Linked DNA regions of Homo sapiens: region 1 is linked to region 2. A link is a contact called in ENCODE Hi-C or POLR2A ChIA-PET data. All regions are on one chromosome and are shown on one strand. Each heading gives the region's core, a stretch centred on a gene start or an enhancer-like site at or near the end of the contact. The rest is flanking DNA. Distances are from core to core; before and after follow the strand shown. Region 1 overlaps MICAL3 (microtubule associated monooxygenase, calponin and LIM domain containing 3). Region 2 overlaps MICAL3 (microtubule associated monooxygenase, calponin and LIM domain containing 3).

Region 1 (3,911 bases), core at 1,217-3,716, 61 kb after region 2:
CAATTTGGACAAACAACATACAAGTTCTCTGAACTCAGCTTCCTGACTTCTAATTACAGTAATAAAAAGTTACTTAATGGGGTTGTTGTGAGGACAAAGGGCGTGATGTGTTGGGGCGCAGCACAAGGCCTCGGTTACTTCCTCCTGCCACAACCTCCCCAGCTTATTCTTTGTTCTCTGAGCCTCTTCAGTTAGACTTCTGAGACACTTGGCAACTTGGATAAAAAACAGGCTAAAACTTCGGTGCCCCTAAAGTTCCTTCCTGGCTCTAGTCCATCTGTCCTCTGACAGATGAGGGGAAGGACTGTGGAGGGGCTAAGCTGATGAAAATTTTATCTGGGTTAAAATTTGGGGAGCTGGTTTAGAACGGCTGTCTTCTCTGCTCCAGTGTTAACAATACTGCACTCAACCAGGCTGGCCTCATCCTGTCTCGGCCTCTCACTGCCACCCGATCTCCCACCAGGTGCGCACCTCTGCCCTCTACTCAGTCACCATACCCTTCTCTCTCAAAGTCTAGCCAAGGGTCAGGGAGGTCATCCCAAGATGCTCTTGAACTTCACAGATTTCCTCCTCCCCTGTGCTTCTACAAAGCGACAACCTAGGCTGTGTAACCGAGCCTTTCGCTGCACACACTCGTGTCGCCTGCTACTCTTCATGGGTCTCATCCCCATAGGACAGTGAGCTCCTGGAGGCACACATTACACTTCTGCATCTTTCACAGAATGCAGCAAAGATGCACACACACACCCATGGGCAAAAGTACCTGTAGATCAATTAGCTGCACCTTGCGACATCTTCTTTCCGGGCAGACTCCACGGTGAGAGGCTAACTAGAACACCCTGAGCATCAGGGACAGCTCAGCGAGGTTGGGTGGCTCCCTCTGCCAGGCCCCATCCTTGAGATCAAATGAGCTATCCAGAGAGCAGGTGTGTGTGAGAGGTGGAACAGAAGACTTGACAGCAAACAATCTGCCTGCCTTATCTAAACAGCGTCCTAATTCTTTCATTCTTCCCCGACTCGGGAGTGCTTTTTACCAACATAGCAGAAGGGCCAGGCACCATGACAGGAGTCAGCCTTTCTCGGCTCACCTCTCTGGGCTCCTTCCTTGCTCCTTCTAACAGAGGTGACTGTTTGTTCACCCTCAGGACAGCTGAAGTGACTAGGTCCTAACGGCATGGCATCCCTCTCCTATATGACCTCACTTTATAATCTCACAGTCACGCAATCTTCTATCAATGTCAAGGTCTTTATGCCACCTTATAAAGATTACTGCCTCTCCTATTAATCTAGGCCCCCTCATTACTCTGGAATCTATAAGACTGCCTCCCACGAAGTCCCTCCAGCATCCTATAGGAATGGGGCTGGGGGTCCTCAATGCAGGGTCCTCAGATGGCGGCCAGCCTGCCTCTGCCCATCACGATGGCTCTATCGTCTGTGTGCAGAATTCTCTACTGTTACCTTATCAAGGTCTTTTCACTGTAAAAACTGGCAGCACATGTTGCCAAAGACCAGGCCTTGAACACCACAGTAAATCAGATTCAGGCCCTGTGCAATGGTTCGCAATCCACCAGAGAGAGATCAGACAGATGCCAGAGAGGTGTTAACACGGGCCACCTTGCAGACATCTCCAAGAGCAAAGGTCTGAGAACCCAGGGGCCTGAGACCCAGCTCCAACTTGCTGTCATCATCAACCTTAGGCAAAATATGTGACTTCTATGGATGTGCAAGTCCCCTTCCGTAAAGACAAAAAACCTTATTTTTATTGTGTTCCTTTTATCTCAAGTTCCCACCCCGAGGTCAGAAAGCAAGTAAGTGTCCCTGAAGTCAGGGAAATGACTTAGGTAAATGCATGCCATTCTCATCAGCCTGGTGACGCTGGGAAATACTGATAAGTAAGAGTCTTAGAGAAAGAGTGATGGAGGGAGAGGGGCAAGAAAGGCTGGGAGAGGCATGATGGAAAAGACGCACATGGAATAAGGCAGGAAGGGGCCCAAAGGCGCCCAGCTCAGATGGAAACACTGTCCAAGCACAGTTTCTCAGTGGGGCCGGAGGCGCAGGGTGTCTCACCATCCTCGATGTCGTAGGCGTAGGCCGAGAGGCGCAGGGTGGTGGCGCAGTACTCGCACTTGAAGCAGCTCCGGTGGAAGAACTTGCCCTCGGCACTCAGCCTCTCCATCACGTAGACCCGCTTCTGGCAGAAGTAGCATGTGTCGCTGCCTCCCAGGTTCTGCGGGAACTCCTTCTTCATGGAGCCCTGCAGGAGGTGGCGGTCGGGAGGAAGGGGAGCACCTCAGGGAGTGCCACACAGGCCCTCCTAGAGGCACAGCCTTGCGAGAGCAAAGCCAACCCTCACTAAGGGGTCTGCTTTGAGACAGACTTCTAACTGGCTACGGTCAACTGTGCTCTTGGCTCTGCCACAGAGTGACGGCACCGCCACAGTCACTGCCTCCACGCACTGACAGAGAACACTTGGCACAACCGCGAAAGCCTGGGCCAGCCTGCTGCTGACGAGGGAGCCAGCATCACAGTGCTTCACACCAGACTTGAGTAATGCTATGATACAGCCTGGCGACGCCGGGAAATATCGACAAGAAAGAGTCTTAGAGAAAGAGCAATGGAGGGAGAGGGGCGAGAAGGGATGGGAGGGGCATGATGGAAAACACACACATGGAAGAAGGCAGGAAGGGGCCCGAGGGTCCCCAGCTCAAATGGAAATGCTAGCAGAGTTCTGTTCTGAGGGTAGCTGTATCTGTATCTATTCCGTGTTGACATAGTTCACATGAATATATGTGGGTCCCTGGACTCACACAACAACTACTGCAGTCTTAGGAATTTGGTTATCAAAACCCAGACAACCTCAAAAGCAATTACCGCATAGCATACACGGGCTATGCAAGCTATAAGTGACTCAGCACACAGGTGTGTTTCCCATGGCTGTGCTGGGTCTAGCTACACAGTGCCTGGAGGCGTCTCTTACCAGTTCCTTCTTGTCTAGAAGGGCTTTGGGTTGTTCTTTCCTTTGAAGCTGATTGGCTATCTGCTCAGCCAATGAGCTCACTCCGCCCGTGTACATCTTTATATACTTCTATCGGTTGAAGATTACAAAATGACCAGAATGAAGGGAAATGAGAAGGAAAAAAATACATAAATTAAGAAGACACGGGGAAAAAAAGAAATCTTTGGGAAGTGCAATTTGAATACAAGGTGCAGCAGCAAACCATGCCAACACAGTGCTCACAGGCAGGGAAACCGGGTGGAAGAAAAACATCGCGTCAGTGTCCACGCAGGGGTACCGGCACAGGCAGGACGGCTGCAGGGGAAGTGTCTTCCTTGGGAAGAACTGGGTCTCTCCCATCTCTGTGGAATGCACAGTTCCAGGGAATGGTGGTAGAAGGCAGGGCGAACGCGCACAGAGACAGGCAGGCAGGGCCTGGGTCCTGCAGAGCTGGGCTGCATTCACAGAACTCGAGGGGCACCCCCATGCACGCAGCAGTGCCCAGGCTGAGCCTGCCTTTCACGGTCCAGGAGGCCATCTCCTCACTCAGAAGGAACCATGTTCACTCCTGCACAGGCCGCCTCTGTGTGGGTAGCGCACGTCGCCAGCTCTTCCTGCTTCCTGACGCTTGACCCCACAATGCCTGCCACAGGCAGCGAACGCTCCCAGGCTGTTTTGGAAGAAGCCTTCTCAGCCCTTTCTCCCTGCTGATGTTATTGGGGGTCTGAGGGCAGCATGATGAGGCCCGTGTGGCCCATCCAGGTGCTGAGGCCAGAGCCTTCTAGACTGGGCTGGGCATGTTGGCCACGAGGTGTGGCCATGCAGCCAAGCTGCTCCACCAGCCCAGGAAGGTGGGAATGTGTTCTAGGCCAGGAGGGCTTATTTTAGAGGTTGAAGAAAGGTAAGAGAAAAAAAC
Region 2 (3,621 bases), core at 1,067-3,566:
GAGGGGGAAGAGCCAGCGCTCGCCATCAGCATGCCGGGGACTGAGTTTCACTCTATGGGAAATGGCAGCCCAGAGGGGCTGTGGAGCAGGATGGGCCTGGGGCTGTCTCAGACAGGTATTTTCTTTTGCTTAACAGGAAGCCCCAAATCTCAGAGATGAAGGGCCCCAGAAAATCCTGCTGGAAAAGGAGCTGAATTCCAGGTGAGGTGAAGCAAAACTAGCCTACCACGGCGGGAGGGAGGGCTTCCTCCAGGAGCAGAGCTTAGGAGGGAGCCCGGCAGTACCTGCTTCGCCCCGGAGCGCCTTCTCCACAGCCACGCCCCTTTCCTCCAGCCGCCGCTGCCTCTCCTCCACCTGCTGCAGCTGCCGCTGGATGATCTATGACAGACAGCACAGACTGAGCACCCGGCTCTCCAGCCCTGCTTCAGGAGGACACACAACTCCACACCCACACGAGGGGAAACACAGGAGTTGCCGCTCTGGAAAGGGCTCTAGTCTGTGGGCGGTGCGCTCAGGGTGTGGCGTGGAGACCACCTGCACCAGAACCACCTAGCTTGTGTAGACGCCAGGCTCCGGGCCTTGCTAGTTAGCATCAAAGCGCGTGGACGTGACTCAAGTAGTGACCACCCTCCCAGGAGTGTTGCAGAGACAGGAAGTGGATGTAATCTGTGGCAGGAGGGGCCTGAGTACCAGAACCTCAGACTGTTCTCACGGCAAGACTGCTAGAGTGCTGGAGGGGGTTCCTGAAGAGTGCAGTGGAAATCCCATCTTTACGATAAAAATTTAAAACAGAAGGCCAGGCACGGTGGCTCATCCGTGTAATCCCAACACTTTGGGAGGCTGAGGTGGGCGGATCACAAGGTCAAGAGATCAAGACCCTCCTCGCTAGCATGGTGAAACCCTGTCTCTACTAAAAATACAAAAATTAGCTGGATGTGGTGGCACAGGCCTGTAATCCCAGCTACTCGGGAGGCTGAGGCAGGAGAATCGCTTGAACCAGGGAGGCAGAGGTTGCAGTGAGCTCAGCGCCACTGCGCGTCCAGCCTGGCCACGGAGTGAGACTCCGTCTCAAACAAAACAAAACAAAACAAAACAATAGAAATCTACAGTGGTCTAGATTCAGGGTCTGTGCAGCCTGAAAACAAGCTGGAGAATGGGAGGAGAGCTCTGACCTCTGACCTCTTCCCACAAAAATCCCAGGCCTATCAGAGGCTGAGGGGCCACAAATGGACTCCTGGTGACAGTCCTCACAATTGAATGAGGTGACTTACAATGATTATTCTACAACAAGGGATTCGGGAAACTCAATGCAGGGTTCTTCCTTTTTTTTTTTATTTTTATTTTTATGAGATGGAGGCTCGCCCTCTCACCCAGGCTGGAGTGCAATGGTGCAATCTAGGCTCACTGAAATCTCCACCTCCTGGGTTCAAGCGATTCTCGTGCCTCAGCCTCCCAAATAGCTGGGATTACAGGGGCCCGCCACTATGCCTGGCTATTTTTTTTTTTTTTTTTTTTTTTTTTGAGACAGAGTCTCTCTGTGTCGCCTAGGCTGGGGTGCAGTGGCACAATCTCGGCTCACTGCAAGCTCCACTTGCTGGGTTCATGCCATTCTCCTGCCTCAGCCACCCGAGTAGCTGGGACTACAGGCACTTGCCACCACGCCTGGCTAATTTTTTGTATTTTTAGTAGAGACGGGGGTTTCACCGTGTTAGCCAGGATGGTCTCAATCTCCTGACCTTGTGATCCGCCCGCCTTGGCCTCCCAAAGTGCTGAGATTATAGGCATGAGCCACCGCACCCAGCCAATTTTTGTTTTTTTAGTAGAGACGGGGTTTTGCCATGTTGGCCAGGCTGGTCTCGAACTCCTGACCTGAAGTGATCCGCCTGCCTCAGCCTCCCAAAGTGCTGGGATTACAGGCATTGAGCCACCACGCCCAGCCTGCTCTTCCCTTTTGACTGACAGCTCCACCAAGGCAGGGCCTCTGTGGCTGCACCAGCCAAAGGTGACCTGGGTGGCAGGGAGGCCCGTCTACCTCTGCTCTGCTCTGCACTGTGCTTGTGTGGCAGGGAGCAGCTGGGTGGATAGGGAGATGCTGCCCAACCCTCCCATGCATGTGCCCTGGTCCCATCCTCCATGGTTTTACCTGGGCTCGATGCAGCCGCTTAAGCTCCTCCTGCTTGGCCTGTCTCCGAGCTGCCTTTTGCACACGCCGGGTCAGCTTGGCATTCAGTTCCTCCTCCGTGTAGGTTCTTGGCTGGAGAGAACAAGAGAAACTTCCTCAGTCAGGTGCACGGAGGCCTGGGACAGGGGTGGGCAGCAGGCCAACAGGGGCCTGGAGAGGTCTGTCCCCCATGTCGGAGCTGGTACCCGGGCAGATAGGACAAGCTGTCCTCTGTAGAGTAGAGTGCTAGCAGGACGGGGGTGCTGATAGGCAGAAGGCATGAGGTCTGCAGAGTCCCCAGCCTGCAGCAGCCCTCAGTGCCACGGGCACACCTAAGATCCACAGAGTGAGACATTTCCCCACCTCTGCACAGGGACAGGAGGCTGAGTGGGGACCGACTGTTAGGCAGTTAAAACAATAAAGGGACACACGCTCCTTTATCACTGAGATCACCTGCTTCCCAAATAAGGATGTCTGGTCATTTTAAAACTTTGTGGGAGTAAAAACATTGGTAGGCTGTTTCACCAAGCCTCCTGCTTCTAGGAGGCTTACAGGGGAAGCAAAGAGAAATCGGGATCCTTTTATTTTCCTGTTTGGTATCAAAGGTCACTTTCTTCAGAAGAGCAGTATCCATGAGAGTCTTCCAAGAAATGACACCCAAGTAGAGAGAACAAGGATGTTTCTCTTTTAAGTCAAGTACAGTCTGAAGAAGGAATTGTGGAGGTGAACCTGGACTGACTCTGGGGTCTGCAGAGGCAGCCGCTGGCCGCTAGGAAGAAGAGAGGTTGTGGCCTGGCCAGGGCTGTTGCGCCTAGCGCCATCGAGAACAGAAGAGGCAATGGCCCAATCCAGTGCAAGTCCACGGACTGGACAGCCACAGCCCCCTGCCTACGTGGGTGCCAAGGGCTCAAGGGAGCATCAGATGCTTTGAACAAACCATGGGCAACAAGAGGGGCAAAGATTGGGGATTTGCCTTTATTCATAAGACCCTCTTTATTGCCTCTAAGAAAATGAAACAAGGAGACTATATAAAAGTTCTTTTTTGAGAGAGGGTCTCATTGTCACCCAGGCTGGGGGGCAGTGATACGATCATGGCTCACTGCAGCTTCAAACTCCTGGACTCACGTGATCCTCCCGCCTCAGCCTCCCGAGTAGTCAGGACTATAGGCGTGTGCCACCTCGCCCGGACAATTAAAACAATTTTTTTTTGCAGAGACGGGATCTCGTTATATTGCCCAAGCTGGTCTTAATCTCCTGGGCTTAAGTGATTCTCCCACTTCAGCCTCCCAAAATGCTGGGATTACAGGTGTGAGCCACCATACCTGGCCAACAAGAAAACTTTTATAGACTTCAAAGAAGACAAACATGACTTGGGGTCTATACTCATAATCTTCACTCGAAGAGCTCAAATGACAGAGGGTCCCCTGAACAGTCAGTCCCTAAGGGTCATCAGTGGTGTT

What was found. A loop is a pair of places that touch in the nucleus more often than their neighbours do. ChIA-PET counts read pairs that join two places held with the same protein, here RNA polymerase II (POLR2A). Pooled maps may share reads with other maps.
Region 1: a loop to region 2 is called in a map of esophagus squamous epithelium, with 4 times the contacts of the local background. The contact joins two enhancer-like sites. A Hi-C loop is called at or near these places in 8 of 168 maps with a recorded cell type or tissue (HAP-1, HL-60/S4, ectodermal cell and 5 more) and 1 of 50 pooled maps. POLR2A ChIA-PET finds 5 or more read pairs at or near these places in 5 of 52 experiments (MCF 10A, OCI-LY7, Panc1 and 2 more).

Annotation. Positions count from the first base shown.
Region 1 is chr22:17,869,770-17,873,680 of GRCh38, forward strand. It overlaps MICAL3 (microtubule associated monooxygenase, calponin and LIM domain containing 3), which reads right to left. Exons shown (of 32, transcript NM_015241.3): 17 at 2,068-2,254. Among named protein-coding and RNA genes, the nearest start is that of LINC00528, 94 kb to the left of the region's middle. Within about 2 kb of position 2,467, at least 3 of the 41 ENCODE cell types and tissues checked have a DNase peak (open chromatin) inside an H3K27ac peak, as active enhancers do.
Region 2 is chr22:17,808,560-17,812,180 of GRCh38, forward strand. MICAL3 (microtubule associated monooxygenase, calponin and LIM domain containing 3) reads right to left here. Exons shown (of 32, transcript NM_015241.3): 28 at 2,144-2,254; 29 at 285-378. Among named protein-coding and RNA genes, the nearest start is that of LINC00528, 33 kb to the left of the region's middle. RefSeq lists an enhancer at 114-910. Within about 2 kb of position 2,317, at least 2 of the 41 ENCODE cell types and tissues checked have a DNase peak (open chromatin) inside an H3K27ac peak, as active enhancers do.